3 separate regions of the Mus musculus genome follow, and all the other regions are linked to region 1. A link is a loop called in an ENCODE intact Hi-C map of the cell type or tissue named here. Cell type or tissue: left cerebral cortex. All regions are shown on one strand.

Region 1 (8,000 bases):
AGTGATCATTTGATGCCAAGAAACAGAGACCCAATTCAGGCAACCTAGGTAGAGAAGGAGGTTCAAGGATCCTGTAGAAATCCAAGGATATAATCTTAAATCCATTTCAGGAATTGTGAGGCTCTACTGGAAGACCAAATAACTCAAACAACTTCTCCAAGATGGCTTGCATGTCTCTTGGGGTGTCTTTTTCTACTATCCAGATTTCCTTGCTCATTCAAGCCTCCCTATTCCTGATGCTCGGCTCATGGCTTCCTCATGACAGCCATGAGGTTGTTAGAATTCTACCCTTTCCCTCTTCTCTCTGAGAGCCCCATATGCACTCTCAGAGGTCCAGTACTCAGTTCTGATGGGCTTGGTCCATCTTTTCCAGCCATTCCTCACAGATCTTGGTTTGCTGGTAAGCCTATAACCGAGATCCTTTGTGCTGATCCTTTGGCCCAATTACCTGGTAGTTATGGGTAGTCATGAGTACCAGGCTTCATAGAATGAAATAGGACTGTAGGCTCTTGTCAGAATCTCCATGGGAGGCACGATCTCTTGACAAACATTTGCAATGAGTGCACAGCCATCAGCTCCTTAGTGCCCTCTCCTTTTAGACTGTGGGGAGGAAGGAGTTGATGAAATAGGGAAAAGTATTCTGTGGTCTACAAATTGATACACAGATGGGAGCAGTAGCGTGATTGATCCATCCATCCATCTAACTATCCATCAACCCAACCATCCATGTATCCATGCATCCAACTATCTACCCACATAAGAACCACTCCTTGGGCTGGGGAGCGTGGCAGGTAACCCAATTTGTGGTTGAGTCTGAGGCCCTGAGTTCAGATCCTCAATACCCATGTAGATGTGAGAGAATAGCACACACATCTGCATCGAGCTCTTCTACATGAAATGGAAGGCAGAGGCAGGATAATCCATGGAAACTCACAAGCCAGGGTTCACAGGGGTACACGGCAGAAAACAGCATGAGACCCTGCATCCAACCAGATACGCGACAAAGACTGATTTCTGAGGATATCCTCAGACCTCCATATGCTCACTGTGGCACATGGATGCCTCCCTTCCCTGTAACGATTTTTTTAAAGTACTTCTTGAGTTGGGCTGTAATCCTAGCACTCAGGAGGCATCCAGACTGCTGGAATTCAAGGTCAGAATGCAATAATTATGTTCCAGGCAGTCTGGGTGACACAGTTAGACCCCATACCCACACCAAAGAAAGCAAAAGATAAAAGGAGAAGAACGATTACTTAGCATCTGTGAGGTGTACCCAGTGTCCTCAGAACTAAGGAGGCACCAACATGCGCATTAGCCTTGGCTTTCATTTCCCTCCTCACCCCTGCAATTACATTATCAAGCTACAAGACATGCAACCTGCAAAAGCCCCAGTAGCTTTATCTCCGGTTGGTAACAGAGGCATAAACACACCCAAGCTTGATGCAGTAACCTACAAGTAAATTAAGCCACATTGAAATAGCATCTTTCACCAAGCAGACTGTGAAAGATTTAAACACATACTGAGAGTGGTGGTGTGAAAAGAACTGAGCAGACTTCCAGATCCCTCATGGAAGTGTGAATCAGTACAGATTCCAAATGGAACATCCCTTAAAATGGCAAAAAGCGCTCCTCCCTGGAAGCTTTGCCTCGTGTACTCACTGTGGGGACTCTCTGTAACTTCAAGGATGAAACGACCTAAATAGCCACCCACAGGGAAAAGGCCAGGTAGATACTGTGCACAAGCCCAGCAGACGCCCAGGTAGCCATGGAATTCAAGGAGGGACCTCTTAGGCAGAATGCACTGTCAAGATAAAAACACAAGAGAGAGAATCATAAACTGCAGTGGTGTTTAAAGGTACTGGGAGGGGCTGGAGAGATGGCTCAGCAGTTAAAGATGCTTGCTGTTCTTTTGGAGGTCACAGGTTCAGTTCTCAGCACCCTCATGACAGCTTAAAAACATCCTTAACTCCATCCAGATTCAGGGGATCGTATGCCTTCTTCTTGCTCTGTGGGCTCCAGGCACTTGCCAGTGCACAGACACACACACACAGGGAAAATGCATATGCATAAAATAAAAATGCATAACTCTTTGAATATTAAGGATTTATAAGTAGAAAACACACACATGCATGCATGCACAAGTGCATGTGTTGGCACATGCACCCTCATACACACTTCCCTGTAGAAGCATACAATGCACCTGTAAGAACTGACAAAAAACCTACCCAGTGGGATGCCTGTGCAGAAGAAGCTGCAGCAATATCTGCATGCTGCAGAGAGAGCTACCTGCCTTGAGTTCTTTTCCCAATAGGCTCTGGGAGGGACTCTCTGGCAACCCAGACACACCTCTGGCCCAAATGACAAGAATTTACAAATGAGCAATTGCAGTAAGCATAGCTCCTAAGCACAGCTCAAATTGAGGGCTTAGATCTCACCCGGATGGTGTCCCAGCTTTCTGTGCCTGGTGAGCCAAGCAGTACAGCCATGTGGCTATTAGGGATGAGGACCATGAAGATAGTGACCTCTTGGTGACTGTTCTGGGGAGCTGGGGCCAGTGAGCAAGTATAGCTTGCTTCATTCACCTTATGTCTTCTCAGAGAAGACCTGGGGGAGATTGTGTAGCTATTGGTCTTTTCGGGGGAAGGAAGGACCCCCCCCCCCCGCCTTTTCATAAGTGAGGCCCTGTGACAGGAATGATGCTCATACAGCATCTACGGCTGCCTACACAGGAGCTGCACAAGGTCAAACCAGTCAGCATTTCAGCACGGTTCATGGAGCAGTTGCTTATGAGTCCCCAGTCCCTAGCTGACGTGCTATTGACAGTCAACAACTGCTAGAAGGAGAATCAATCATCTTTAAGGTGTGGTCCTGCTAAGTCAGCCATGCTCCAGCGATGGTCCACACCCATGCCTGCATGAGCAGCACAAATTGAACCCAGTGGTCTACTTCACACGAAGTTGGGAGGTGTGGGAGGGAGGTATATCCTGAGGGAGTTATAGAGAGGAATTGTGTGTGTGGGTGTATGGAATATGGATATGATCAGAATCTATTCTATGCATGTTGGAAATTCTCCAAGAATTAATAAAAGATTGAATTAGAATATTTCCATGACCACAAAATGAATGAGTCCCAAAATTGCAGCGCAAAGCTAGACATGACAGGAGTCAAGACGCAGAAGCAGGCGTAGGCGGAGTGATGGTGACACTCCTTGTACCTCACTGAAAATCTTGCCCTGCTTTGTCTCCTGCATCTTAAATGTTTGTGGTTCCTTTGCTCTACAGTCCACTGCAGGCCCAACTGTGTGCCTCTGGTTTCAAGAATGTGGGTAGGAGCCTAGAACATTTACTCTCTTATCTGCGCTGCTGCTATATGCCTCCTAGATTATAACCCATCTGATGCTGGTCAGACTCCCTAGGGACCTGTCTGTGAAAACAGGAGGCGTGGAGGAAAAACCCCTGTGGGGCATCCTCTGGAAGACAGAGTCCTGGAGTCTAGGGATAAGTTCTACTCCCTGGTACTCAAGAAGTGGTCACTGTATTGGTGTGTGTGTGTGTGTGTGTGTGTGTGTGTGTGTGTGTGTGTGTGCGCGCGCGCGCACGAGCACGCAGGCATGTGTCTGCAGATGTGTGGACCTGCTGTATATGCCTGTGGAAGGCAGAGGATGTTAGATATCTTCCTCAACCAGTCACTACCTTAATTTTTTAGATAAGGTCTCTCACGGAACCTATAGCTCACCAATTTGACCAACAAGCCCCAGGGATCCTCATGTCTCTGCCTCGCCCCAAGACTCCCCATCCACCCTGTGTTCAGATTACGGGAAGTGCTATGCCTAGCTCCTTCATGTGGCTACTAGGGGGTCTGAACTCACTCAGACCCTCGTGTTTCCACAGCAAGCACTTTATCAACTGAGTCGGGCCCCCAGCCTCCTGTATCAGAGAGACCTTGTCATCACATCAACAGAATGTCTGTCCAGACACAGCCAGGTCACTGGTATGTTCTTGTTCTCTGCTTTCTTTCCCAGTCTGCAGCTCCCCCCCCCCCGCCCCCCGCCCCTCTTTGCTCTTTAAAAGGCCAGCAGTGCAGTGTGGAACTGCCTCAGGCTTTGCTTTCTGGAGAGCTTGGGCTAAGGTGAGATGCAAGGTCCCTTTAATCTGCACTGGGATCCCAGCAGTGCTTCAAGATCAGACCTTGCCCTTGAGTCTGCATTTAGAGAGACTGAAGGAAGCTCGGTGCTTGATCCAGAGTCACACTGCAAGGCTGATGTGAAGACGGTGCTTGCAAACTTCTCTGATCTAAGTTTGGGTTTAGTCAGAGGCCTGGAGACTCTGCCTAGGGCAAGGCAGGGTTAGGAGGGAGGTCTAACGGGAACGAAAACATGGCAACATGGCTTGCCTGAGAAGTGTCTGCTGGCCTGTAAGAGCAAAGTTTGGCTGGCCATAGCATGGGACAGTGTACTTTAATGTGGTAGGCACTGGTTTTCTGGCAAGGATGGTAAAATCAAGGTCCCCACATGGACCATGGGTACATATTCTGAGGCTGTTCTAGACAAAGTCGTGGGGACATGCCTGGCTCAGGGGATAAATTGGTCCCCAGGACAGCACATTGGAAGGAGAAAACTGATTCTCTCAAGCTGTCCTCTGACCTCCATATATGCACCGTGGCACCTGCATGCATCCCTCCCACCACCTGCTTAACACACAACACGCATGCTAACTTTTAAAAAAGTGTGAGCATGTATAGAATAAAAGCTTTAAGTATCTCAGAAGCTGTCACTGTTTTTCCTTACTTTGGTTTTTTTTTTAATTGTTTTATTTATTTATTTTTTTTAGGCAGTCTCAGATAGCTCAGGCTGACCTTAAACTCCTTAAATTCAAGGCTGACCAATTGGATCTTCCTGCCTCTACTGTCCAAGTTCTAGGATCACAGCTACACACTACCAGGCCCAGTTTGTGGGCCACTGGGTTTAAACCTAGGACTTTGGGCATGCTGGGCAGACACTCTTCCAGCTGAGCTGTAGCTCCAGCCTTTTGAAGTCCCAAAGGGAGATATGGAAGAGACCGAGAGCTTATCCACACCATTGTCTCTTATTAGGAATTCTTGTGCTTCGATGCACATTGATGGGAATATCATGAAAAAGGTAAGACCTCTTCTCTGAGGCTCACAGGTATTGAATGTAAGAAAGGCCTAAGCTCACACGTTGGACAACAAGCAAGTAGCAATAATGAAACTGAACAGCTAGATGGCTTAGTTACTTTCCTCTTGCTGTGATAAAACACCGACCCAGGCAACTTATAAAGGAAAGCTTGTAATCGGGCTCACAGTTCTGGGAGGGCTGGAGTTCATGACGGTGGAGCAAAGGCGTGGCAGCAGGAATGGCTGCGGTAGAGAGAGAGACTGGGCGTGGTGAATCTTTGAAACCTCAAAACCCATCCCCAGTGACACAACAAGGTCACATGCCTCCACTTGTCAATCCTCCCCAAACAGTTCCACCAGCTTGAGACTGAGCATTCAAACACGAGCATAAAAACCTATGAGGTTAATTCTCATTCAAACCACCGCATTTGACCATGTAACCTTTTGAAAGATCTCCTTTTCCCCAAATTGCAGTAATTTTCACCTTGCCGCACCCGATACCCTACAGAGGGGCTTACTGAGCAGTGTTTGGAATGTTACCCAGTTAACTCCATCTTTTTCATCGGCTTGTAGGGGAAACCAATCACAAACCAGAGAGGTAACTCAGCTTGCCCAGAGATGCTCAGCAGGGGTTCACACAGGCATCCTGATTTCCTGGCCAAGGCTCTTTCTTCAACCTGGGAGAGATCCGCACTGCATAACCGTTGCCAAGCTATTAATGAGAATGAGACCTAAATTAGTTTCAGAAAATGGGGTTTTTAACATTGGAAAGTTTTAAACTATGGAAATTGGAAATTTAAATGAGTTTATGTGATAGAAATTAGTGAGAAGAAAAAGAAGCCCCACCTACTCCCAGCCTAGAACTCCTCGGAACCTCTCAGAGTGGAGCCCCGGTCTCCCTGTTTATCAGTCCAGTTAGCCACGTGTTCAGGAGCATTTCGAAGATGATGCTGTGCTTTCAGAGATAAGTGTGAAGTGCCAGGGAGGACTGGAGATTGGGGGTCGGGGAGCCCCACAGGGGGAGAGAGCAGCTGGCCCAGCATATGGCCCTTGGTAGGCTCCTCAGCTGCCCTGCCTAGGGAGTCCTCTTCCCAGAAGAGAAGCATACATACCACATTAGTTTGCAAGGCAGCACTGATTAGTAATTAAACGGCTTAAAAAAAAGGAAGAAAGAAAAGAAGGCCATTAAAGCTAATGCCATCAAAATCAGAACCTCAGACGCTGGTTCATAATTACGAATGTACCTTGGGAATCGCAGGAGAGGACATTTACATTTTAACATGCACACTGCACAGGCAATAACCCCCCTACCCCCCCACCCCCGCTACACACACACACACACACACACACCCATCACTGGGAGACCTGAGGCTGAATTCATTTATTCGGCAACTCACTCTGATCCTGGAAAAGCAGGTCATTCTTCAAGAAGGCAACAAGGAGCCCTGAGAAGAGGTTTCCCACGAGGGGGTCTTTGCCCTGATGCTCCTTACGCTGAGGGCACATTAACTGATTGCTTCAGCAAAACTTACTCTTCTTATCTTTAAAATGGGGGCAGGTTCATCTTCTAGGGCTGTACGACAGCCTCTGAGACAGTGTTCCCTCCCTCCCTCCTCCCCTCTCTCCTCCCCTCCCTCCTCCCTCCATCTGAGATCCTCCTTCCTGAGGATCTCATGTATCCCAGGCTGCCCTGGAATTTACCTTGGAGCCAGAGATGACCTTGATCTTCTGATACTCTGGCTTCTACCTGTCAAAAGCTAAGGTCACAGATGTGCCTCAACATGCCAGGTTTATAAAACACTGATGAGCAAACCCAGGGAGCCTGTGCATGCTAAAGAACACTCTGCCAGCCCAGCTACATCCCTAGCCTGCGTTTCTTTCTTACTTTCTCTACCCCTGACATTTTTTTTTATAAAAAGACAGAATCACCCTATGTAGCCCAAGCTAGTCTCAAACTCTTACCCTCGTGCCTCCGCCTCCTGAGCGCCTACATAAATGTGTCACTACAGTAAGCCAAGTCAGGGTAGAGCGTAGTTCTATGACACTTAATTAACACTTCGTAGGCGTTTGAACAAGCACCTTGGGCTGCTTGGTCCTGTGCTGGACATCCCCAGGGCTGGGAAAGAGTCACTGTCTTTGGAAGAGGCCCTGAACAGCTCTGCCCACTCTGGGCTAATTCAAGCCAGGGCTCAGTGAACCACAGCCCAGGGTCACTTGTCTCTCTCACCTCTAATTGGCTGGACAAGGGGAGCTCAGCCCTCCAAGCCCTGACTCCAGTTCCACACAAACCTCTGCATCCTCTGGGGTTTTTAGAAAGAAAAGAGAGAAAAAGAGAGAGAGAGAGAGAGAGAGAGAGAGAGAGAGAGAGAGAGAGGAAGGAAGGAAGGGAGAGAGAGAGGAAGGAAGAGAGAGAGAGAGAGAAGGAAGGAAGGAAGGAAGAAAGAAAGAAAGAAAGAAAGAAAGAAAGAAAGAAAGAAAGAAAGAAAGAAAGAAAGAAAAGCACCCGCCCTTGCACACTGGCTCACAGAGGCTCGGAACTCTCATCATTTCCCTAGAGACATCTTTGTCCAAGGGCTAAGAAACAAAAGTTAGGGAGCCTTTTTAAAATATAAAATATCAGGGCCAGACAGGCCATTTTCAGACAGTCCCCGAGGCCTAGTCAGCTATTAAAGATGGAAATTATATATTCATAACACAGGATATTGCTGCTTGCTTATTTATAACTTGCTCCATTTCAAGAATATTTATTCTAGACGAGAAGGCTTGATAATTTTCATCCAATCTACTCGTCGTAGCTTAGGGCAAAAGACGGGAACAGCTCAATTGAAGGAGTGGCTCTGAAGGTAGGTAGGGAAGGAACAGCTTGC
Region 2 (8,000 bases), 160 kb before region 1:
ATTATAGGCAGCCTCTCCTTGGAACACAAATAGACAAACAGGCCTCTCCCACAGCCTGGCCTAGCTCAGGACTAGCTACTGATATGCTCGAGATAAAGAGTGTTTGTATTTGCTGGGTTTGAGGTATACTGTTATTAGAGGGTGACAATGTGAGGTAGTTTACATATCCATCAAAGGATACCACACTAGCTAAACTGGTTTGACTTCAGGATTACAAAGCTGAGCTCAACTGCCAGCCGGCTCAAAAGGCCTGGTGAGGCTGGCCCCTGGGCAAGTTACTTCACCTCTGGGCTTCAGCTTCCTCCTGTGAAATGGGACACAGCTGCCTTCAAATAAAGAGAGTTGAGAAACTCCTCCTAAACGCAAGGCACAGGATTGCATTTCACTCTGGCTTTAAGTTTTCTAGGCCGTTAGTGGCTTCATTCCCTTACATTTCAACAGCTCAGCCTGGCTTTTAAAGGCCCTTGAAGTGTAATCTTATCAAGGCAGTACCTCTCTCTCTCTCTGTCTCTCTCTGCAAGGAAAAGAAAGAAGAGGGGCAAGGAACTCTGCCTATGTTTCCTTTTTGAAAATTTTACATTAAAACAGATAGAAGCAGACAGCCAACTCTCTACCTCCGGGTGTCACACAGCTCCTGGGAGACAACTGGACAACTTTCCCTTAGGTCTTTGGGTCTTTATCCACCCAGATCCCAGACCAGGCCTAAGTTCACAAATGCTAAAAGCCCAATATAACCCAGCAGAGCCCAGACAGGCACCAGGCCTTCATTCAGACCACTCACTGAACATTTATCCTTCAAGACCAAGTGGGAATACAAAAAAGAACCAGGCTCACTTTCAAATGGGAGGATAGACCTCCAAAGAAATCACACATCTTACAATTTAAATATATATTATTTATATAAAAAAGGAAAGTACTTACCTGCTTGTGCATTTCAATATTCAAGCCATAGGACATCTCATAGTACTACAAAATTAAAAAAAAAAAGAAAAAGGAAAAAAAAAGAAAAAGGGTCATTAACAGGCAACCCCAGGACACTTCTCATTTTACCCCTCCCCCTCACAAGGCTTTAACAAAACCATTCACTGGGTCCAAAGCCACTAAAGTCCACCCACCCACAAAGGTGTCAACGCTGATAGGGGAAGTGGCTAAGCATTCCTCTCCACTCAGAATACTATACACAAAAATATATGTGCCCCCTCCCACAGGCACCCCCTGTACCATATGTGCTGTTTATACAAGGTGCAGGCTCTACAGGGAACGCTGTATACCCGTCTCCTCTTGTCCTCTGGGAGTTGGTTAGCACTGGGTGGAAGGTCTCTTATGTGGAAAGCCTGCTGCTGGCCTGCCCTTAAGTGGCTCCCATACCCACTCCCAAACGAAAGATGTCAACTTGAACTCAAGGTTAAAAGATATCTAGCTGGGGGGGGGGGGGGGGGGAGGACCAGAGTCCCAACTGAGGAAATCTTGAGGAGGGGACACGGGAGGCAGAGGGCTTTAAAAGGCTCCTCCAATCTGGAAAAACTCTGGGGAAGAAAGGTAGGCACTCCTGTCCCATTCTGCCTAGATCCCCTCTGCCAAACAAAAGTTTCCAAACACTCCCAGGAGGGCTCCAAGAGGGATTTTTATACAACCCTGACACCGGCTCATTTGACTCTTATGTTTCTAACCAGTTTAAGGCAACCAGCCCTCTGGGAAACCTTCAAAACACAACTGAAATGCTCTTTACAAAGGTGGCCAGGAATGTGTTTCTCTTTCGGCCTCCAAGTGGCAGGGAAGAGGAAGCTGAAGAAGGGAGCCCTCCAGGGGGCTGTCCTGAAGCTGGGCCTAGCTCGGGTCTGCGACTGTCCCAAAGCCTGGGTGCCCTGCCCTGCCCTGCCCTCCCTCCCTCCGCCCTGCTGCGGGCTGCCTCTCACCATCACATAATGGCGCTGCATCTCCGTCTTCTCGTTAGCCAGCTTGTCATACTCCACTTTGAGGCTGTGAGGGCAGGAAGAGACTCTCAGGCCTGGCGCTTACACCGCCTCCTTCGAGACCTGGACCCTAGGGCCTAGGAGGACCACTTCACTTGCCCGGCACCCTGAGTAACCCATTCTCTAGCATCCTCCGGGCAGTGAGGGTGGCTGCCCACCACCCGGAGCCTAGCAGTACCAACTCCAAACTTCCCTTGATCTAGCGAGGGGACTCGTCTCGGCCACGCGGGGGCGGGCCCGGACGAAGGCGCAAGACCCCGACCCTCGACAGGGCGGGCTTTAGGAGCTGGGAGATCGCAGAACGCAAAGGGTTAAGGCTGCGCGCTCGGTGAGGGGAAACAAAAGGCGGAGGCCCAGCCGCCCCGCAGCCGGGGGTCGACGTCCCCCTCGGCCCCGCGGGGGGGGGGTAGCAGGAGCGCGCAAGGCCGCCCTCCTCGCCAGCCCGGGGCCACCCCCCACCCGCCTTACCTGTGATACTGAGCTTGCAGGAACTGGAATTCGTCTTTGATCCTGTCACAGGACTCGGCCACAGTGAATTTAAATCCCGGCTGCCCGGGTTGATGGGGTGCCTGGAGCCCACAAGGACAACATAGGGGAGAGGAGTGGGCACATCAGAAGGGCTCCACGCGGCCCCGTGCCTCCTCTGGGTCCCTGGCCCCCTCCCCGCCGGGAGCCTCCGGCAAGGCCACCACCCCACAGCCCAGAACCTTCCCAGCAAGTTTTTCAACGCTCTCCCGACGGGGCCCGGAAGCGGGCATCCCGACCACCCCCAAAGCCAAAAGGGCTCTGGCGGCCAAGTGCCGAGAGCGCGAGTTGGAAGACTTAGGAGAGGGGCCGGGGCGGAAGCCAGCGTCCCCCTCCAACGCAGGCCGCCCGGGCCACTCGAGCGCAATTACCCTTGGCTCTCTACGGCGCCCCCACCCACCCAGCCCCTTTGTGTGAGCGCACACACGCGCGCGCACCATAAAGGTAGCAACAAGCAAAATGGAGGTGCTAGATAAACTGCCTCGTTTACCCTGCCATGATAGATGCTTAAATAAGCCTAGTTGCAATTACTCACCGGATGTCTGCCTTGCGGATACATGGCAGGGAGGGGTCGCGATTCCGAGAGCTTGGAAGCGCTGAGAGCCCGAGCCGGGGACGTGCGGGGGAGGGGGGAGGCGAGCCCGAGCGGGGGGCGGCCGGGGAACCGAGAGCTCGCCCCCGGCCCCCCCAGCCCGCTCTCGCAGCGAAATCCCAGAGTCGGGCGTGCGCCCCAAGTGCAGACAAAGAGCGGCGGAGCGAGCGGCAAAGTCGTCGGCGGGCTCGCGCTTTGTGCGCCTAGGGCTCGGCCGGCTGCGGCCGGCCGCCTTCCCCCGGCTGCGTGAACAGTGTCAGAAGCCGGGTCTGCGTGGACATCATCGGCTCCCTGGCGGCTCCAGTGCGGAATCCCGAGGCCGGGGGTTTGCGGGAAGGGGGATTCTCCTGTCCCCTCACGGGTCAATCAGGACGATGAGGCTGGAGGGGGGCGCGTCTGGGCAGCCCGGAGCATCCGGGGCGCGCGGGTCAGATCCCAGAGGCGGTCGGGCCCGGAGCTCGCGGCGAGAAGAGAAAGGAAGCAGGCCACCGAGGTGACGGCTTGAGGACCGTGGGTGAGGGCTAGAGCCCAGCGAGGACGCTTCGACGCCCCCCCACCCCCCTCGGAGAGGAGAGCCTGCTGTTCCGTCTGCTCCTGCCGCCGCCGCCAGCCCTTCCCAGGGTCGAGGAGGAACTCCGGGCTCAGTCGGTGCAAATAATGAGCCGTGGCATCCTAACTCCAGCCGGCATAGGAAGCCTCGGCGAAGGGGTCCTCTGCTTTCAAGTGGATCGGCCGCGTCTCTGGCGAGGAGCGGTCTGCGTCCTGCCGCCTAGGAGCGCGCAGGCTGGAGAGCACCGGAGGGGGAGACGTAGCCCGAGCCCGGGAGCTCTGCGGCTTCTTTCCTTCCTCCCAGCCTGGCTCTCCTCTCCGCGCCCCGACAAACCCCCAAAACACACAAGCACACGCACTCAACACACACACGTACACGCACTCAAAAAAAAAAAAAAGTGCCTCGGACCTGCGGATACCACACACAGACAGGCGAAGGGGGCCGAGCACGAGGTCTGAACTGCCGCGAGAGCAGTTCCAAATAGGGACTGAAAAGTAACAAAATAATGTGGCGGCTTCGCCTAGCGTTGGCCAATGGGAGTGCGAGGCTCCCACGTGGGGCCACGGGACTCGGACTGCGACTGGGCGCCGCCAGGCGCGACGTCACAATGCCCTCTTGTGTCTAAAACTATGCATGAAAAGTAGCAATCAGGCCCTACCCGCTGGTGACTTTCGCTTGGGAGTGAAAAACAGCGCTCCTCACATCAGGAATTAACCGAAAGACATATAATAAATAGATATATATTATAGTCCTGGGCTGCTAGGTTTTTTTTCTTCTTTTTTTCCCACGATCTACTAGCAAATAATTATTTGGCGGGAGGGGAGAAGGAGAAAACGAGTAACAACAAAAGGGGGGGAAAAAAGGACAAGCTGTACAATCCTTAAAACCTGTGGCTGGTAGTAATGGATCAGTTGATTCTGCAGAGGCGGCGAACGATTGCCCCCCTCTAATCTCATTAGGGTTGCAAAGCAGCCCAATTAGATACTATAAAACAAACAGAATCACTTTGTCAGTTTAATGTTTTCACTTCAAAAGATTTAGGACCGATAAAATGCTGGCACCCAAAGTTACCTCCGACCTCTAAGACTGTTCTCCAAACTGAGTTTCTCTTTCTTTTATCCGTTTCTGCCCCCTCTCCCACCCTTGGGCGCCCCGCTTTTCTCCTTTGTTCATTCGCCCTTCTTTTCAGAAAGCCAAATAAACAGCGCCTCTGATGCAAGGCGGCTGCCGGCGAGGGGGAAGTCTGAGAACTCTGGCTTGGCGGGCCGCGCAGATGGAAGGGCCTGGCAGTCTGCGGACAACAGGCTCAGTAGTGCGGCTAGCCCCATTTGGGGCTCTTGCCCTTTGGGGACAGCTACGTCCTGGCCGCAGCCTTGCCAAGGCGGGTTCCTCAGCAGTGCTCCGGGCCCGAGATGGTGAAGAAGGGAAAGCACGGAGTTGGGGCCCTCCTGGCTACGACCCAGAGTTCCGACCCCGTTTCTTGGCCTGATGGCCTGCCTGGGCACATGCATCGGCAGCCACCCGTGGAAGAGCGACTGCGAGCCTGGAGCGTCCCTGGTCACCAGCATAGACACCCAAGGAGGCGTAGATATTCGACTCTGGGGCCCATCTGCTCGCAGACAAGGGTCACGTCAGGGCACACTGCCCACCCTAGGTCCGCCGGCCTCGGAGAACCAACGCCGAGTGGGCCGCCCAGGTGTCCTCGGGTCCCTCCCGGCTTTCCCACCAAGCTTGCACGCAAGCACACGCTCCTGGCCCGTTGCGGGCGCGCGCGAGCCGGCCGCGCGCCCCCGGAATCTATATTTTCCCCTCATTAGGAGCCTGAGTTTCGCGTTTGCATCTTAATGAGTAGCTGGGAGCGCGCGGGGACCTCCACGTGAGCGGCCGCCCCGAGATGGAGCCTCTCAGCGCCCGCTCCGGCCTCGACCACGCTCCCCTCTTCATTTATTTATTCTCCTAAATAAAAACATAAATCGTGTACGATGCGCACCGAAAAGGGGGAGGGGGCAGGGAGAAGCCTAGCTCGACAGATGCGAGCATCTGGCCAAAGCATCCATTAGTCTCAAAATGGCTCCTCTTTGGAGCTTCCCTCTCCCCTCCCCCTTCTCTGCCCTCCCCCTTACGTCACGGGTGGGCGCACCCGCTTCCTACCCGGCCCGCCCCTTTCTCGCTCCAGCCCCCACGTGGGGCGCGCCGGCCACGCCCCCGAGCAAGTCTAAAACCCAATCACAGACCAGCAAAGAGACTCTCGACTAGTAATTGGTGGAGATTCCGAGAGCTGTCAGTCCTTAGCCAGAGCTGTCAGTCAAAACCACGAGGGGTGGGGGAGCGCTGACAAATGCCGAGGCTTCTGAGCCTCCCGCTTGCAAATAGTGCTTGGAATGGCTGCTTAATTAGCTTTGAATGGCTTTTCCTTCCAGCTCAAACAATCTGTCACTACCATGTGGTATAAAGGAGCCATGCATAAAAAAGTAAGCAGAGGCTAAATATCAATTTGATTTTGTGTATCAAAGGAATATTTTATTTTTCTCCCTAGTAATGAAACGTATCAATTTAAATAATAAAAGGTAAAAACACACACAAACCCTGAAGAAAAAAAAAAGAAGAAGAAAAAGGAAAGAAAGAAAGAAAAAAAAGGAAGAAAATCAAAACCCAAACTCCACGGTGTTCCTACTCCTGCGCACGTCTGAAATAGGTAATTTCTATGGGCCGCGTTCAGGAGGAAGTCTGAGATTTTCCATCTCCACCGCCCCCCTTTAAACTTGCATTTAGTTTTGTTGTTGTTGTTCTGGTCTTAGGAGTGCTGGGGGGGGATGGGTGTCGAGGAGAGGTGAGGTTGGGGAAGAAGGGGAACTTTAAAGGGATCTCTTTGAAGCTGCTAATCAAAGTGCAGGGGTTTTAAGACCCCTTAAACTGGGGGTCGTACAGCAGGTCTTGATTTGGGAGCCGAGAAAAGGGGGGGGGGAGAAGAGCGGGTGTGCTTTTCGCCCAGATTTATTAAACACAATGCCTTCAAGATGCCCAAGCCAAGGCGCCTTACTCGGCCTCTCTCTCCTCCGTCTCCCTCCGGACTGGGTCGGACGGCGCCCTCCTCCTGGCGGCCGCCGATGCCTTGGGCTTTCAGGTCCTGTCTATGCGGACTGTGTACAGAAAAGCGCCGCAGCTCTGTCTCTGGTCTCCGCGTCTCCTGCCAGGGCAGTGATGCTCCCAAGGACCCCACTAGTCAGCGTGAGCTAGTGCAAGGCAGACTTCACATTGAGTTCTCCTGTGAACCCAGGCGCCAGCACCCGGCCTGCCACACGGATGATGAGCGTGATGGATGCGGTTTTGCCGAGCGCCGCCCCCACGGCAGAGCCGAACTGCTTGCAGCAGCGCTCCCCACTGTGTGGAAGGACAGCCCTTGAGCGTTTAATAGGTACAAAGCGGCCATGGTTACCCAGTACGTCCTCACTTCACTCCCAAGGCCTGGCTGACGGCCCGTCTTATAGAGTAGAAGAGGGGCTGATACACAAACAAAGCTTAGTAATAGGCCGCGAGCTAGGCAGAGAGAATTGGAATCCAGGACAGCCAGATCCACGGCCAAACTCCTTTGTTTGTGCAAGCCGAATCTATATGAGCATTTACTGAAAGACATTCATTCACTCATTCACTCATTCATTCATTCTAACCCTCTCTGAAGGTATGGTTGAGGAGCCTCTGGCTCCCAGTTCACCGTATCACCTCGGCTTTTTTTTTTCCTTCTTCTTCCTTCTTCTGTAACCAGAACCCAGAGCCTGAAAGGGAAGCAGGGCCCTTGGTAACTTGGTTCAGGTCCCTTAAGCTCAAAACTCACTACTGCTCAGAACCCCACCCCCATGCCACCTCACAAATTTTGTAAGAAATGGAAATGAGCTTATTTTATGCTAGAGAAAGATGCACACAACACACTGTCCGAAGCGCTTGACAATTATTTTAAAGAAGGAGGGGACTGAAGAAAAAGACTTCAAACAGCTCTGTCTCCAGTTCTAATTGGAAGCGTTTCAACTGTTTATGTTACAAGAAGTGTCAGGGTCATTTGCTACCGGAGAGCTGACTTTTCATTGGCTGCTTAATTGAGTACCTCGGAGTCCACCCCACGTGGGAGAGGAATTCCTGGCACATTAAAAAAAAAAAAAAAGTCACGCGGTGAGCTGGAAAGTCCGGGATGGATCTGCATCAGCGGAAGGCCCCCAGCTCCTCATTTGGGATGTAAGATGACTGTGGGAACTTGAGGTGGGGACAGAGATGCTTCTCTGGTTCCTTCAAAATAAATCCAAAACACGTTAGACAAGTGTTATTTTTTTTTTCCGGAATTAAGAAAAATGGCTTCTGGCTAGCCACC
Region 3 (8,000 bases), 490 kb before region 1:
GTCCCAGGCGCTCGTTAATAGCTGCTGGGTATGTGTACGTCTCTACCCAAAGACGTCTAACCGCAGACTTCCTCTTGACTCCTGGCAACAGGGAGAAAACAAAACCAGAGCGGTTTTCCTTGCTGAAAAGGACAGAACCGACTTGTTTGCTTAATAAGCCCAGATGGTGAAGCTTCACTTCTAAAAGGAGAAGCTACACTGCCAGGCCAAGGAGTCTTGGCTGGGCAAAGAAATCCCAGGACTCCACACGGAGATCCCCTGCAATTTAGAGGCTCTGTGGTCAATGAGAGGAAACCACTGCGCAGGGGCTCAGTAGGCTTGGCCTGGAGCACCGCTCGTGACCCACGGAGCCTAGCGGAAGGGATACACTCTGGGGCTCAGTAGACTCAGCCTACAGCACCTCATGTGACCCACGAAGCCTAGTGGAAGATAAACACCCATGCAAGGAAACCGAGGCCTTCTCCATTCCACTACCACGGGGCCTCTGACCACTTCCGGTTTCACAGACTTCACTTAAATACTTATTCCCCACCCCCTTCTCTCGTTTACTGGTATTAATTTTAGCAATCGATGAATTCCCATTTTGTCGTTTTCCGTTTGCCTGTTTCACTAATTCAATGATGTACATTCAACATTTTTATTCTTAGTTTTCCTTCCTTAACAACGAGGGCTTTTGAAACTGAGTATTTTTTTTTTCTTGAGGTCAGATTTTCTCAGGGTCCTTTTAGAATTTAGAAAAAAATTTTCCTCTTTTTATCAGTTTCTCTATGGTTTTGTATATATGTGTATGTGTTTGTGTGTGTGCGCATGTGAGTACAGGTGTGTGTGTGTGTGTGTGTGTGTGTGTGTGTGTGCAGGCAAGAGGAAGATGGCAAATGTCTTCTTTTGCCCTCCCCCTTATTTTTATTTATTTTTTATTTATTTTATGTATATGAGTACACTGTAGCTGTCTTCAGACACACCAGAAGAGGGCATCAGACCCCATTACAGATGGTTGTGAGGCACCATGTGGTTGCTGGGAATTGAACTCAGGACCTCTGGAAGAACAATCAGTGCTCTTAACTAACCACTGAGCCATCTCTACAGTCCCCTTATTTTTTTAGATGTATTTTTTTATGTGTATGTGTGTGTGTGTGTGCCTGAGTGTTTGTATTTGTACCATGTACATGCATGTGGCTGAAGAGACCAGAAGAGTGTTGGAGCTCAGGAATAGGCAGTTGTGAGCCACTTAACATGGGTGCTGGGGAATAATCGCAGGTCCTTTGGGAGAGCAGAAAGCGCTCTGAACCACCGAGTCATCTTCCCAGCCTTCCCGCTTTAGCTTTAGACAGAGTCTCTCCCTGAACCTGCAGCTCACTGATTCAGCTGGGCTGGCCAAACTCAAGCCTTAGGGAGCTCCTATATAGACTTCCTTAGTGCCTGGATGGCAAGAATATGCTGCTAAGCCTGGCTTTGTCATGGCTTCTGGGGATCAAACTCAGATTGTGTGCCGTTTTGAGGAGAGCACATGAATGTTTAACATGAACGCACGGCAATGTCGGGAGCTGGCCTTGATTATTGAATGGAACAGAAGATGGGTGGGGGTGGTAGAGCTTGAAGAAGACAATTCTAGCTCTTCACCCAGGTACTCACATGTCCTAGATCTGTGATTTGGGATCACTGTCAACCTCTCGGAGCCTCAGTTTTGTTTTCTCTAAATTAGGAACAAGCGACCTGAAAGTCATAGAAACCAAGTCTAAGGAAGAGAGGGAGGAAGGAAGACAAGAACAGAGGTAGAAGAGAAAGGAGGGATGGAGAAATGAGGGAAAGAAAGATGGGACTGTAAGATAGAAGGGCTGAGGGGAAACAGGGAGGAAGGAAAGAGAGTGAGTGGGTAGCTCGCCACCAATTCACACCCAAAGTGTGAGGAGAGGAGATCTGATAGGCTGGGTGAGGAGCCCCTCCTTCAGCCTGGAAAGTTCAGAGATTTGAGCAAGCAGAGAGCTGAGGGAAAGTTGGTCAGGCTGAGGGGGAAGGGAGCAGATCTGGTCCGACTGATAGGAAATGCAGGAGTGATGAGCCTGGCAGAGGTTGCTGGTGGCCTTGGATGCTGGGCTGGCCTTTGTGTCCTAGGCAGCGGGAAGCTGAGAGGAAGACTAGACGAAGCTGAGGCCACTGTGTGGTACACTGTGTGAGGCCAGGCCACCTTTCCCAGCACAAGTCTCCCTGGCTCTGGAGAGGTGCAGACCAGGGGTCATCGACACACCCGTAGGAGTGGCCTCCTCAGACCTTTGGATTTCTAGAGTTTTCCTAACTGGGACCCCCTGGACTTTAGGAACAGCTCTTTTGCTTATGTAGTGACCTTAGGGCAGGCAGTCATCACAAAACCCCAGGGTGACTGATTGGGCCATACCTCTGAAGAATTAGAAGCAGGAAACCCAAAAAGTCAGGCCTGTGGCTCTGTTTCCCTCCCTCTTTTCTTCTGTTCCTCTCTCCTTGTCCTGCCCGTCCTCACTGGCTCTGGTTTTAAAGGACAAGTGGCTCTACATGCTCCTGTCCCGAACTCCCCCTATAGGAACCTGGGAGCGAAACTCAGCCTGGCTTGAGGGTCCCAGGAGAAGCTGATTGGCTACACAAAGCAATAGATGGGCATCAGCTATTGCTGGGAGAGGCCCCTCCATCTCCTAACCCCTCCAGTTTTGCAGCACGTTAGGATAGTCTTTAGACAACATGGCTCTTAGAGGAGGGGATACCATTTAAGGTTGTCTCTTCTGTGTAAACCCCCACGCAGAGTTATTATGTGCATGACCCAAGTGAGTTGTGAGAGGGGGTCCACACTCAAGGCAGAACTCACAGGTTTCTGTACTTCCTGGTTCAGAAGAGAGCAATGGCTTAGGAAAACTCCACAAAATCCTAGTATCTTGTGATTATAGCCAGTGAAGGCAGGGAGAGAGTCTGAGTGGAGCTCAGGAGGGGCATGGCAGGTTGGGCCTCTGCCATGGCTTCGTCTTGGGTTCTGGTCTGGACCAAGGCCAAGATTTACTTTGGTAAAGTGTTTGTCACACAGGCATGAGAATCTGAGTTTAATCCTTGGAACCCACACAAGGAACCACAGCAGCCGGACATAGTGAGGTGTGTTTCAAACACGAACTCTAGGGAACAGAGACAGGCAGATCCTGGGCTCGCTGGCCAGCTCTGAGCAAGGACTTCTGAGGAGCTCGGGCTGTTCTTTTGCTTCTCAGGTTCCTTCCTACAGCACCTGTGCGAGGAGCCCCAGAGGTTTGGCCATTCTCCCTCAGTGGGGATGAGGCTTTCTACTTTTTTTTTGGCTCATACGCTGCCTGAAACTGGGTTTCTAAGGGAGATCTTCTAGACTCAGAAGACTCTGCAAGCTTTCTCGTGCATAACGCATTCCTGAAATGGTAGAGGAGGCCAGCTGCAACTGAGGGACACGAGAAAGCATCGTACTGGGTGGGTGTGAACAACATAGGCTTCTGCTTCTATGTGGTGGCCAGCTCGTCGGGGAGAGGCTGTGACTGTGCCCAAGCATACAGCCTCTGGACCTACTTAGTCAGGATCTCAAGCCAAAGTTTGAGTCTCCCAAGCCTCAATTTTCTCATCTGTCTATTGGAACAACAATGGAGGAAGGAGAGGCCATGGTCCACAGAATTTAAAGAGACCAGGGGAGAGCAGCTGGTGCTGACAGGCTCAGCGATGCTTTGTTTTCATTACCAATTGGCTCTCCAAAGCCTCAGCCCAGCCTCGCCTACCTAATTGGCAGCTGTGTTGCATCTAAGATAAGGACCACTACTTTTGGACTCCTACCCCCAAGGTCCCCCTCTAGGATTTATCTTGGGTCTTACCTTCCCTGTGGATGCTCCTTGCAAGAGTCAGTGAACCTTATCATCCCTTTGGGGTCAGATCCATCCTCCTTTGCCACAGCTTTGCAGTGGATCTAGGAGTGAAACTCTCCCTCCCTTTGCCTCCACACTCATGTGCCCCTAGGAGGCCAGCAGGACACTCTAACACAGTCTATGTACCTCAGTGGTGGAACCTCAGTTGTGTTGTGTATCAAGTGGAGGGAGTAACACAAAGGACTTTCCTCAGTAGAGTACAGTGACATACTGCCTAGGAAGGGCTCCCTAATGGTTGGCTATTGCTGTAAATGAAAATTTCAAAATCATGCACATGCTAATGGCTGCATAAACTTCTCTTGTGTGGGTAGATGGTGATTTATTTAACCATCTCCTTGCTTTGGGGGCACTGTGGCTGTCTTTAGTTCTTTGCCGTTACAAATAATTCCACAGCGGACATCTTGTATATAAATCTTTCCATTTATTTCTGATTACTTCCTCAGAAGAGCTCCCCGAGTATTGCCTGTCTTAGAACAAAGTCCTGTCGCCCAGATTTTTCAATGATGCCCTTTGAAATGAAAGCAAAGCCTATTTTCCGTCAGAGAGAGAGAGAGAGAGAGAGAGAGAGAGAGAGAGAGAGAGAGAGAGAGAGAAAGAGAGAGACATATGGAATGGGTTAGGCGAGACTCGGTTTGGGGAAAAGGCAGAAATAGGTTCAAGATGGGATTAGACGTGTGTCAGGATGCCTGACACGGTGCCAGTTACAAAGCTTTCCTCCCAGCTCCTGGCTGGAGGAGAGGCAGGGTCTCGGTCCTCAGGGAGCGCTGATCTCTCTCTGAGACAATTTCAAGGGGCTTTGATGTTCTGAGCGTGGGAGAAACTCAAGTCGTGCGGCTAGCACTGCACTCCTCCAACCAGAAGGGGGCGGTGTGGTCTGTTTCTGTCAGCAGCGAGGCCTTGGCTTTGTTGCTAAGATTGCTCCTTAAAACTTTGGCTCATGTTTGCTATATTTCTCCTGTCTGTTTTTCTTCCCTCCCTCCCACCTTTACACTTTTCACTATCACTTAGATTGCCTTTTTTTCCCCCACCCATTCACTCAGGAGGAAGCTAACATATGCTTGCCTAGGCCAGACATCAAGACTGCTTTCAGACCCGCGCTGGATCCCAGCATGCTCAGAGACTCTGCCTCACACACATCAAACAGATTAAATACTTTTTTTTTCCTGTGAAAAATTATGACTTATTTTTATAACTTTGCTTTTGAAATTCTTTGGCTACAAGTAATTCATTTGATGTAGAATTGGCTTTGATTTCTCAGCAATTATCAGGGGGGCTCAGGAATTCTTGCAAAGTGAGAAAAATCTAACCTGCACATCGTTCTGAAACGTAATGAAATTTTTACGAATACTAAATGAAGCCCTTAATGAGGCTGATGGAAGATTTTGTTTGGGAGACATTTCATTAAAATTTTATTAATTTCCATTGTAAAGTTTCCCCTTTATGTTTCAGAGCCAATGGTTTTGGTGTGTGTGTGTGTGTGTGTGTGTGTGTGTGTGTGTGTGTGTGTTGATTTTTATCTCAAACCCTCTAGTGCCTAATGGATAGAGTGTTCTACCCAGCTTGGGACTGAAGAGTCTGCTCTTTGCACAGAGCCTCCAGGACTCCAAGAGACTGAAAAGTCAAAGCACTGTTATCATGGAATGTGTCAGAGAACCCTGAAAAAAACACCGAGGAAAAGGTGGCCAGTGTGTAACTGGAGTTCCAGCATAGAAGACCCGGTTCTCACACAGCCTTAAAAGGCTAGGCTCAGCCATTGGTCTGAATACACCATAAGACATGTAATCCTGAAAAGCAGAGAAAGATTTTATCAACTGTCTGGAAGAAGGAAGTTCAATGGCCATGAATCTGTCCTCAGGACACCTATGTGAACTTTAGATTTAAGTAGAGGAAGAACTGGACGGGGTGGGAGGGGAGGCGTGCATAACTAAGCAGTCTTGAGCAAGGTGTGGTCCTACAAAGTGGTCCAATAAATAGAGTCTATGATCTGGTCTGTGTCACCTGATCAGATACAAGGTGTGCCGTTTCCATGGTAGATATTTTTGTTTTCATCTTGTAGGTCATTCATCCTGCAGGGACTGGCCATCCCTGGAATCTAAGGTGACTGCAGGTTTAGGACAATGAGTTAGTTATCTTTGTGTTTCCAGTCTGGAAGAGGAAAGAAATAGGGTAGGTAGCCAGACACTCTCTGAGTGGGTAATGTGTCTATGAAGAGTCAATCATGAGTCTGACCAGAAATAAAAGAGGCACACACACAAAACACAACCAGAGAAGTTGGGCTTTCCTCCCGCCTCAAGGCTTGTAAGACTTGTACCTTGTAGTGAGGCTGCTTGCTCTCACTGTCAGCTTGACAGAACCTAGAGTCACCTGGGAAGAAGAAGGAATCTCAATTGAAGAGCTGCCTTGAAAGATTGGCCTATGAGGAACTGTCTTGATGGATGGTTGATGTAGACCCAGCCTACCATGGGCAGCACAATCCCTAGGCAGGTTGTCCCAGGCTATATATTACAACTGGTATTGAGTAAGCCAAGAAGTTCCTTCACGGTTTCTGCTTCAGATTCCCTCATTGATAGATTGTGAACTGGCAAACTAGAGGGGCTTTTTCCTTTTTCTTTCTTTCTTTCTTTCTTTTTTTTTTTTTTTTTTTTTTTTTTTTTTGCTTTTTACCCGAAGTGGCTTCTAAGGGCCTATTCTTCCCAAGACTAGCCCAAGTGAAATCTGAACTTTTCTAAGTGGATCGGATTGTGCAAGCAAGGGCCCAGAAAGTGTCCACATTAGAAAAGAACCTACCAGAAAACACAGCTGGCTGGCCACTTTGCTTAACCCAAGCTAAACTCCAGAGCCTTGTTCCCCGTAACCTTGCTGTTTCCTGGGAGCTCCTCTGACCTCCTGAGTCAGTCAGAACCTTTACTGCAGTGAGATTGCTTTGACTTATGCTTTTCACAGGAGACTCTGGGGGAACAGGGCCAGAGGGAAGGCCAGCGAGGGGTGGGAATTAGAGAGGGAGTGTCATCTGTCCAGGAAAAAGGCAGAGCAGAGCTACAATTGCCCCTCAAGCTGGTTTCAAGTTTGGCCTGAAAGTCTAGACCCTGCACCCTCTTCCTCTCCACCCCTACCAGTCTCCAACTTCAACCTTTGCTTGGAGGGCTGCAATGTTTCCTGCTTACAGGTTTCTCCATTCCTGGACCAACAGAGGTCCCCTCCCACTGGCCTCTGCTCTAGACAGCTTGTCTTCCCTGCTCGGTTCTTTCAGCCAGCACACCAACGATTACCTAATAGACTGTAGGCTACGTGCATAATTTATTCCTGTGAGTAATTGATCACATTTGGATGAGCAAGGGCCAGCACCAGGAAGAGACGGGAGAAGAGACATCAATAACCAGAGGAAGGAAGCTGGGCTAAAGTCAGCTAATTAGATGTCTCGCTGAGGCAGCTCTTTAAACGGAATGGGCTGAAGGTTGCAACTGACAGGTCAAGCATGCACGCCCACGCCCTCCCCTAGCTGCCCCCGTGTGGTCCAGCTTTGCTATAGATTAGAGTGTGTGGCAAGGAGCCCAGGCCTGAGTCAGAGAACTCTGCCACTAGCCCGAGTGATCTCGAGCAAACCTTTTTCCTCTGGGCTTTGATTTTATCAACTGTGAAATGGGGAGAGAGTGGGTTACAAATACGACTCTCAACAACAGAAATCCCAGAAGACTTGCAGACATAGATTGCAAGGATGTAGCTCCTAAATGATGCTACAGTTGATACAGGGCAGGCCAGTCATCTCCTGTAACTCACAGTAGTGATCCAATGGGCACTCTGATGGGACGATAACCCTAAGTTTGTACTCTGCTTTGGCCCAAAATATTGTTGGTAAAGGTGGCTTTCCTTTAGAGCTGTGGTTCTCAACCTTCCTAATGCTGCGACCCTTTAAATAGTTCCTCACATTGTGATCACCCCTAACCATAAAACTACTTTTGTTGCTACTTCATAACTCTAATTTTGCTGCTGTTATGAATTTTAGTATAAATATCTGATATGTGACCCCTGTGAAAGGGTCTTTGGATCCCAAAGGGCTCACAACCCATTGGTTGAGAACCACTGCCTTAGAACTTCATTCATTCTGAG

Evidence for each region. A loop is a pair of places that touch in the nucleus more often than their neighbours do. Peaks named below come from ENCODE experiments on the same cell type or tissue, not always from the same donor. Only the 100,000 strongest peaks of a DNase experiment are listed, where the experiment ranks them.
Region 2: a loop joins it to region 1, with 11 times the contacts of the local background. A loop is called at or near these places in 9 of 42 quality-filtered maps.
Region 3: it touches region 1 in a loop (2.1-fold over the local background); 2 of 42 quality-filtered maps call a loop at or near these places.

The regions. Positions count from the first base shown.
Region 1 is chr9:61,205,365-61,213,364 of GRCm38, reverse strand. Gm34105 (a long non-coding RNA gene) reads right to left here and starts at 6,686. Exons shown (of 4, transcript XR_379511.1): 1 at 6,531-6,686; 2 at 5,725-5,845; 3 at 1,660-1,801; 4 at 450-600. In left cerebral cortex, no CTCF peak of the experiment used is centred here; DNase peaks (open chromatin) are centred at 1,554 and 3,204.
Region 2 is chr9:61,368,495-61,376,494 of GRCm38, reverse strand. Tle3 (transducin-like enhancer of split 3) reads right to left here and starts at 4,129. Exons shown (of 20, transcript NM_009389.2): 1 at 3,034-4,129; 2 at 2,442-2,542; 3 at 1,917-1,980; 4 at 922-966. The coding sequence starts at 3,057. It overlaps Gm34157 (a long non-coding RNA gene), which reads left to right and starts at 6,005. Exons shown (of 3, transcript XR_379512.3): 1 at 6,005-6,111; 2 at 6,208-6,335; 3 at 6,765-7,893. In left cerebral cortex, CTCF peaks have their summits at 2,230, 3,046, 4,229 (motif pointing left), 6,763 and 1 weaker place; DNase peaks (open chromatin) are centred at 5,905, 6,482, 6,953, 7,703 and 10 more places; H3K4me3 peaks cover 6,008 bases; H3K27ac peaks cover 4,081 bases.
Region 3 is chr9:61,694,854-61,702,853 of GRCm38, reverse strand. No RefSeq gene overlaps it. Among named protein-coding and RNA genes, the nearest start is that of Gm34770, 37 kb to the right of the region's middle. In left cerebral cortex, a CTCF peak has its summit at 4,737 (motif pointing right); DNase peaks (open chromatin) are centred at 199, 3,437 and 4,794.